Regions from separate parts of the Homo sapiens genome. Here regions 2 and 3 are each linked to region 1. A link is a loop called in an ENCODE intact Hi-C map of the cell type or tissue named here. Cell type or tissue: PC-9. All regions are shown on one strand.

Evidence for each region. Peaks named below come from ENCODE experiments on the same cell type or tissue, not always from the same donor. Only the 100,000 strongest peaks of a DNase experiment are listed, where the experiment ranks them.
Region 2: it touches region 1 in a loop (3.0-fold over the local background); 2 of 110 quality-filtered maps call a loop at or near these places.
Region 3: a loop joins it to region 1, with 7 times the contacts of the local background. A loop is called at or near these places in 7 of 110 quality-filtered maps.

Annotation. Positions count from the first base shown.
Region 1 is chr10:71,836,396-71,838,895 of GRCh38, forward strand. The region is part of intron 1 of PSAP (prosaposin); the gene reads right to left. Among named protein-coding and RNA genes, the nearest start is that of PSAP, 14 kb to the right of the region's middle. RefSeq lists enhancers at 1-250, 68-137, 248-347, 251-1,020, 1,791-2,500. In PC-9, a CTCF peak has its summit at 955 (motif pointing right); a DNase peak (open chromatin) is centred at 2,046; H3K27ac peaks cover 1,232 bases.
Region 2 is chr10:71,969,490-71,971,989 of GRCh38, forward strand. The region is part of intron 1 of CHST3 (carbohydrate sulfotransferase 3); the gene reads left to right. Among named protein-coding and RNA genes, the nearest start is that of CHST3, 6.3 kb to the left of the region's middle. RefSeq lists enhancers at 92-635, 636-1,179. In PC-9, CTCF peaks have their summits at 958 and 1,165; a DNase peak (open chromatin) is centred at 1,012.
Region 3 is chr10:71,765,391-71,767,890 of GRCh38, forward strand. The region is part of intron 38 of CDH23 (cadherin related 23); the gene reads left to right. All of the region lies in intron 1 of VSIR (V-set immunoregulatory receptor), which reads right to left. Among named protein-coding and RNA genes, the nearest start is that of VSIR, 6.9 kb to the right of the region's middle. RefSeq lists an enhancer at 947-2,146. In PC-9, no CTCF peak of the experiment used is centred here; DNase peaks (open chromatin) are centred at 161, 1,511, 1,961 and 2,401; H3K4me3 peaks cover 515 bases; H3K27ac peaks cover 2,500 bases.

The sequences.
Region 1 (2,500 bases):
CTGGGGACTGTGCGGTCACAGAGACAGCACAAATAGGAACCCCAGACCTGATGACTCCCACCACACCCTAGCAGGCCCTGGGCCCCTAGGACTCTGAAAAGGACCCATGATGACACCATGATACACTGCCTAGCCCTACCTCCAAATCAAGATGAACAGGAGGCTACCAAATGAGTCTCTAGGCAGAGGAAGGCAGAGTGATACACAGGGAAGCCAGAAGAGGATGGGCTCAGACCTCAGGAGACCAGAGCCAAGACAGAGGAGTCACCACCAAAAGCAGGGGCAAGTGACCAGCACCCCCGATTCTTAAAAATGCTCATCCAGTGTAATGTCCACCCAGCTACTTTCTCCAGCCCTCTCAGCAGGGAACTAGCTACAGCTGACCAAAATCTAGAGTGTTTCCGGAACACAACACACTCTCACAGGCCCATGTGAGAATACTTTGTAGGCTGCCTACTTCCTCTAGGAATGTGAAACAATAATCGTTTTCCATGATGACTTTGTTACTTGTTTTGGTCCGGCCAACCTGGACTGAAAATAATCTTGGGCAGCCCCTTGTATCTGAAACTGGCCCAGCTAATACAAACTGACTGTCACTTCCCAATCCATGACCTACTGAATGGCAGCAGGCCTCTTCCTCAGATCTGGAGGCAAAAAGATACGCATGGTGGAGAATTCGGTACGCCTATAAAGTCAAGTTCCAGCGTAAAACAGATTTCCGTGGACACAGGAAGTAACACGTAAATTCCAACTCCTAGAAAGTGCCTTCTTAGCAAGACACCCCCTTCTACCTCCAACCACAAGCCAAACATAAAGGTGCATGTTACAAAAACAGCCTGTGGTATGCAACGGATTCCATCTCCCAGGATGAACGACATGATGACATACGTTCATAGACTGCGTGTCCTCAGGGCAGGCACCACTGGGTGGTGCTGGGGAGCTCCCAGCCGCCAAGAGGTGCAAAGCCCACTCCCAGAGCAGATCTCCTAAGAGGGGATCAAACAGTGGGTCAGAACCTTTTGGGGACATGGATCCCTTTCCCAGAAACTTTATTACACACACATTTCTCCTAGCACTTGAGGAACTTCTCAGGTCCCAGCTGTGGATTAATCATAAAGCTCTACAGGCAAGGGTGGTTTTTCTCCACACAAGCAGGTAAACAACCCAGCTGAAGGCATGGCTACCAGCTCCACTGACTGCGCAGAGCCCGAGGCCCTCAGGCCAAAGAACAAATGAACAGTCACGATTTTCTTTACCCCAAAGAGCAGGAGGAACAGACATCTAAGTAATGGTGTGTGATCCCACGCATCGGTGGGAATGGGAGCGGCAAGGCAATGCTAACGGAGCCTTCCTCAAAACGAAATTGGAATTGGCACCTGCAAGATGGTGACAGAAAAGGCTGGCTACGTGGAGAGGGAGTGGGGAATTCCAGAACATTCCAAAGGAGTCCAGTTCTCTGTGGGGAAGGGAAGAAACTGTCCTGTCTTTTCAGGAGCGAAGCCAAGGGAAGTAGCGGCAGCCAGGCTGCAAAGGCAGACAGATCTCAGGTGCTTGGGGGAATGGTCTCACCTGCCCCACACACCCTAAGGTGAGGGCTCAACCCCGTGGGCGATACTGCAGGAAGCTTCAGGGATTTCTGGGAGGGACAGGACAGGCAAGCTCATGTGTGGGTCTCAACCACCCAGGCACAAGGTGGCAGAACTGAAGAGGAGGTGGGAGATACCAATGTCAGGCACCTAACTGGAAGGCGAATTCAAAAACGTCCACATGAGAAATGGAAGCAGCAAGAGCCAAGAGAGGCTAACACAGAGTCCAAGAGAACAAGATGGGCAAATGGCACTAACAGGGTTCCATGAGAAGTTGTGCAGACTCAAAGGGAAAACAGAACAGCAAGGGCCAATAGCACCAGGAGAGACACGCCCATGAGCAACGTGAGCTGCTCAGCAGAGGCCAGGGAGGGGAGGGCCTGGGGCCCCACCCAGAGAGTCCCCTGGAGGACTGGGGATGAGTGACGGGAGAAGGAATGTTTCAGAGACACGCGGTCATCTCCAAGGAGGGGGAGAATCCCGTACACCTTCCACCAGGGTGTGGAGCTGGTATGAGTGGCTCCAGACCACAGATCTCTGAACAATGGGTGCAAGGAAGCAGACCACAGCTCCAGGTAAAGAATGCATTTAACATCCACCCAGGGGCATAAAAAGAGAACGGATTAGCTGGACGTGGTGGTGCACGCCTCAGTAGTCCCAGCTACCAAGGAGGCTGAGGTGGGAGGATCGATTGAGCCCAGGAGGCGGAGGTTGCACTCCAGTGCCCCAGCACCACTGCACTCCAGCCTGGGCAATAAAGCCAGAGCCTGTCTCAGAAAAAAAAGAGAGAATGAGTGGCATCATTAGGTGATGACCTCACCAACAGTGGAAGCAAACAAGCAGAAACAAAATGCATAACTTATGAGCAATTCTATATAAGAGGGATCCTTTCAGTGGTGGGCTGAACTAAAAGA
Region 2 (2,500 bases), 130 kb after region 1:
GAAAGGCTGGCGCCCTTCAAAGGACGCAAAGAGCATTGGATGAGCACTGCCCAGCTGATCCCTGCCCACCTTCCACAGGAAGCCCACCTGGGTGAGTTCTTAGAGCCTTCCTAGTGCTGAGCTGCAAAGAAACTGGAGCCCTCTCCCCCTCCACTGCAGAGGGGACACAGTGACCAGGACGGAAGTTGGGGGACTGGGTGTGGGGAGAAGCCACCCCACTGCAGGGGCCGGGGCTGTCCATCTTTGTACCCCTGGTTCCATCCCAGTGCCTGAGGCATGGGAAGTTCTTGGAAATGTAGTCAGATGCTGGGTGAAGCCCCAGGAGGGGCCGTGAATGCTTCTGCTGGGAACTCCTAGAGTGGCGGCACAGAGAGGGTCTTTGCTGCGAAGGAACACTCAGAGAGTCTCTGGCTTTCGTGAGGTTATGCCTCAGGAGAGGAGACACTTCTCCTTTTCATTCGTTAAACAGAAATGATATTTGCCACCTTTTCTTCTCTAAGGCCTAAAGAGATGACAGAATGCTGCTGGTCCTACCCTGAGCGCGTGGACTCCACAGCGGGGTGTGGGGTGGCCCCTGGCAGGCCTGGACGGTTTGTTCTGTGCTTGCCGGTGGACACGCTTCAGCCCTCTGTCTCTATTGCCCCAAATCTGGCCTGTGGCTGCTGGGCCGCCACCAGCTTGGAGGGCAGGGTGGGCCCCGGGAGCCCCTGACCACCAGTGACTTCTTGTCTCCAGCTGCCCTCCGTCCTCTTGATCCCCCTCACCCCCCACCACCTCCTCACAAAGATGGCTGTGTGCTGAGGGACTGTGGCTTCCCTGGGCCCTAGGAAATTTATCACTGAGGTTTCAGAGGACTCTATGAAAAGGATTTGGAGAAAAAGTGTGGAAAATAAACAAGCCAGTTCCCAGTTCAGCCTCTCCTGAATGCCGCAAGTAAACAACCACCTCGGAGGCCAGCCCGGGATGTTCTTATTTGGCCTCTGTGGTTACACCTGCCCCCTCCCCGCCCAGTCCCTCCTCCTTAACTTTAAGAGCCTCAAAAGTCAGGGAACACACCCTCCGCTGGCCAGTCCTTGTGCTGCAGGGACGCTGGTGGCTGGGCACAGGAGGAACATGTATATGGGAGAGAAGACGGCCGGGGGTCCCAGCTCAGCCCTGCTCCCTCTGAGTCAGTCCCAAGCCTGGACCCTCCCCAGCAGGCAGACGGTGACGTCTTGGTTGGTTGGTGAGTTTAACTTTGATGGTGCAGAATGATGAGACTTTTCTCCATTTTGTGGCATCTGAGAAGCTTTGCTTCTTAAACATTGCTTTAGGGTGGATAGACCAAAGCTAATTTTCCCGTTATGTCTCTCCAAGACGGGGCCTACCTGTGAGCAAACCCTCATAGATTCATTTACTTTGTAGGCTACCTGGACAAAAATGTCAGGTTTCTTTGCTTTGGGCTGGAGTCCTATCAGCTCAGGGGTGGTGGTGTAAGGTCACACCAATGATTTCCAGAAACTCAAGCACTATTCTGAGTGACTAAGTCTGTGGGATAGGAAGCACATTTTCCATCTCTTAATAACTTCAATTTACTTAGTGACCAACTTTAAAACCAGGCACCCGGTTAGAAGGGGGAGAGCCAGGGCTTGGCAGCGGAGGGTCCTCACCTTGCATCCAGGGAGTGGCTGAGGGCCCTTCTCGTTCTCTGTGGCTGTGCTGAGCTGAGTCAGCGAGCCCTGAAGCCTCTGGGATTTGGGGAGTGGGGCACTGCTGGAAGGTTCTGGTTCCTGCTTTGTTCTGCTGCTGCCAGGCTTCTGGAGAGGGTGGTTGTGGGGTGAGTCCTGCGCTCCGCACGTCCACATGTTCGTATTCTACATATTGGGCTTCTGAAAAAAGTTCTGGTTCATAAGACGGCTTCACAGCTTAGCCGTCTGCAGACCAGTCTGCAGGTTGATCAGCTTTCTGTCATGTGTGTGCTGTTCCTGTTCACACATGCTGCGCCGATGCCCGCCTGTGCCTGTGCCAGCCCCAGCCCACACAGCTACCTGAGATTTAGCCCTGGGCATCTCCCCTACCCTTTCCCGCTTCCCCCTCCTCTCCTCCCTTCCTCTCCAGCTGCCTCGCCATCTGCAAGATTCTGGAAAGTGCTAATGTGTCTGAGCCAAACAGTGCTATCTGAGGAAATATTTTGAAAACACACTGGGCCACCCCCGTCCCCGCACTGTGACTACACTGATTTTCAGCAAGGAATTTCACTCCAGCCACAGGGCAGGGCCGCAGGTGCCTGGCTTTCCTCTGGAGACTTCCAGGGGCTTGTTAGAGACACGGAGAGAAGCTGAGGGCCTGTCCTGCAGGTTTGATGTGTCTGAAGAGGCCCCGAGAATAGAAATCTAGAACCTGCCAGTCACGAAGCAGTGTCACCCACCAGAGGATGAAGAACTGACTGTGACCTCGCAGGTCACCCACTTGCTTTCTTTTTACCGAGACATGCTATTTCTCTTTCACTTTTCTTCCTTCT
Region 3 (2,500 bases), 71 kb before region 1:
CTGGCAGCCAAAGCAAGATGCGCAAAGCTGAGCTGGGTGGGGTTGGGGGCCCTCAAGTGGACAGAGGTGTGGACAAGTGGGGCTAGCGTGGTTGTTGGCCTGAGTGTCCCTGTGAACAAGGTGGGGCAGGGCACCAGGCTGGGAGCCCTCAGGGTCTAAGCAATGGGGTTAATGACCCCAGGATTGTACCCATAGCACCCGCAGCAGTAGGGAAGGGATGTTCTCCCCTGGAGGCAACTTCCTTGAGATGCACGGCGGGTGGGTGCATCAGAGAGAAAGCAGAGTTCAGGGAGTACGGGAGAGGGGGCATTGCTCAATCCCCCACACCTCCCCACCCCTCACACACTGGCCACCCATCCCACAGGTCCCAAAGGAGTTGTTCCCCTTTTAGAAAAAAGCTGTCTTAGGATTCAAGTTTGGGGAGCAGGGGAGGATGTTCAGTTTTCAAGCAAGAGGGCCAGACAGGAGAGGGTCCAGGACAAGCCAGAGGGACAGGACAAACCAAGGGTCCACAGGGGTTTGTCCTGGGGAGGGAGGGAAGGCCAGAAAACACCCCATTTACTGTGTCTGAGACTCCAGCTGGGACAAGGCCCACAGCAGCCTGTCGTTAGGAGGACACTCGAAGGCATGGCATGGGGGAGAGGGGCAGCGCACAGCACGCAGAGGGGCCTGCACGTGCCCCGCGGACTCCACATCTGTGCACATGCCTGTGTGTTGTCAGGGAAGCTGTGCAGCCCGGCTAAAATTACAATTCTTTGGCGAGAGGATGTTGCTTATTGTCAGGAGCAGATCCTTTTGGACACCTGGGTCATTGTCGGAGACCGGGAAAAGTGGGTGGGGAGGAAAGCCCCTGGCTCCAGGGTGGCCAAAAGCATGTGGGACAGGAAAATGACCCGGGGCCTGGGCCTGAGCATGTGCCAGGCGGGAACCGTCCAGTTGCCGTGCTGCTGTCAAGACCCAGGCCCCCCGCCCGCCACCCGCCACCTGCCACCAGGTAAGGAGGCAGGGCCACCTAGAGGAAGAGTGCCGTGAACCTGGGAAAGCCTGAGTCTCAGGAGTAAAACTCTCGCTTGGATTGCAACGTCCTGGGGCCTCAGTGTCCACTTAGTTGTGCCCTCATTGTGTGCCCTTGGGCAGATCCCACCCTTCTCTGAGCCTCCGTTTCTTCATCTTAACCTGAGGGCTGCCAGCTCTAAAATCCTGTGGGCAGGAGGGAAGAGCTGTCTTATGACCATGTATTATGTGCTAGGCTCTTGCTGAGCATCTTATACCTGTCACATTTAGTTCTCATAACACCCCCAACATGGGTGGTATCATCCCTATTTTAAAGATGAGGAAACAGACTCAGAGAAGTGACTTGCCCAAGGCCACACAGTGCTGTGTGACTGAGCTGAGATTCACACCTTGGACAGGCCAGCACTGCAGACAGGAAGAGCCACCCACCTCTCCAGAACCCTCCAGTGGGCAGGCGGGGCTGATGCCTCATCCTTCAGCTATTTAGAAAAAATGAACTGACCGTGCATTGACCTCCACGCCCTCCGTGCAACATTCCTGCTCTGCCTCAGACCCAAGCTGAAAACATCATTCTTTCATTCCACAAATATTTACCAAGGTCCTAACATGGGCCAGGCCCAGGCAGGGAGGCTGTGGGGATGCAGAGTTCCATCAGGGGCATCTGCTCAGAACTTGGGCCTGGACCTGTGCCTGAGATTTCTAGCTGTGGCACCCTCAGATGTTTCTGTCCCAGTACAAGGGAAAGGAGCTCTTGTTGGCATCTTCTCAGAATGCCAGTTTTTGTGACCTTCACCTCTCTCCACCCAGCAGGCCCCGGGTGACCCCTGTGAGTGTGCACGGGATGGGTGTGTGTGGGTGTGGACAGGCCTGTGTATTTTTCATGACAGGGCGTGAGCTTAGCCCACAGTCGCCAAGGCAACGCCCTAGCCTTTGGAGGTGGGACCCAAGCTTGGTTAGTCGGGCCTAGGAAGCCCCACCCAAACAGCTGAACTCTGACCAGCTGCTAGAGGTTGTCAAGTAAACAGTTATTAATTGCCTGCTGTGGCTGGCCCTGCACTAGATGCAAAAGGTCCCGTCCTTGGTCTCACAGGACATCCCAAAGAGAATGGGACCTGGTTCCAGCTCCCCGCCAGGCCCCATCCCCCAGGATGGTCCACAGGCTGGGGCTGGGGCTGTAGGAAAAGACTATGTTCTGTCTTTATCAAGATGCAGAGGGAAACAGAGGCATGGATCAATCAGGACTGGGGCTGCCAAGGCTAAGAAAGGAAGCGTCACAAGGCATAGGCTCAGGGCCTGAAGCCAGCAAGTCTGCCCTGGGGCTTTCTGGCCAGTGAGGACAAAGGGCATCTCAGATGTGTTTATTGATACCTGCCCCCGCAGGAAGTGTCCATTCACATCAGACCAAGGGGGCTGGGAAGGGGAAGCCAGGCTCTATTGAAGGAAGCGGCACTTCCAGCACCTTGGGAAAGCCTCCGTGCATCCGGGG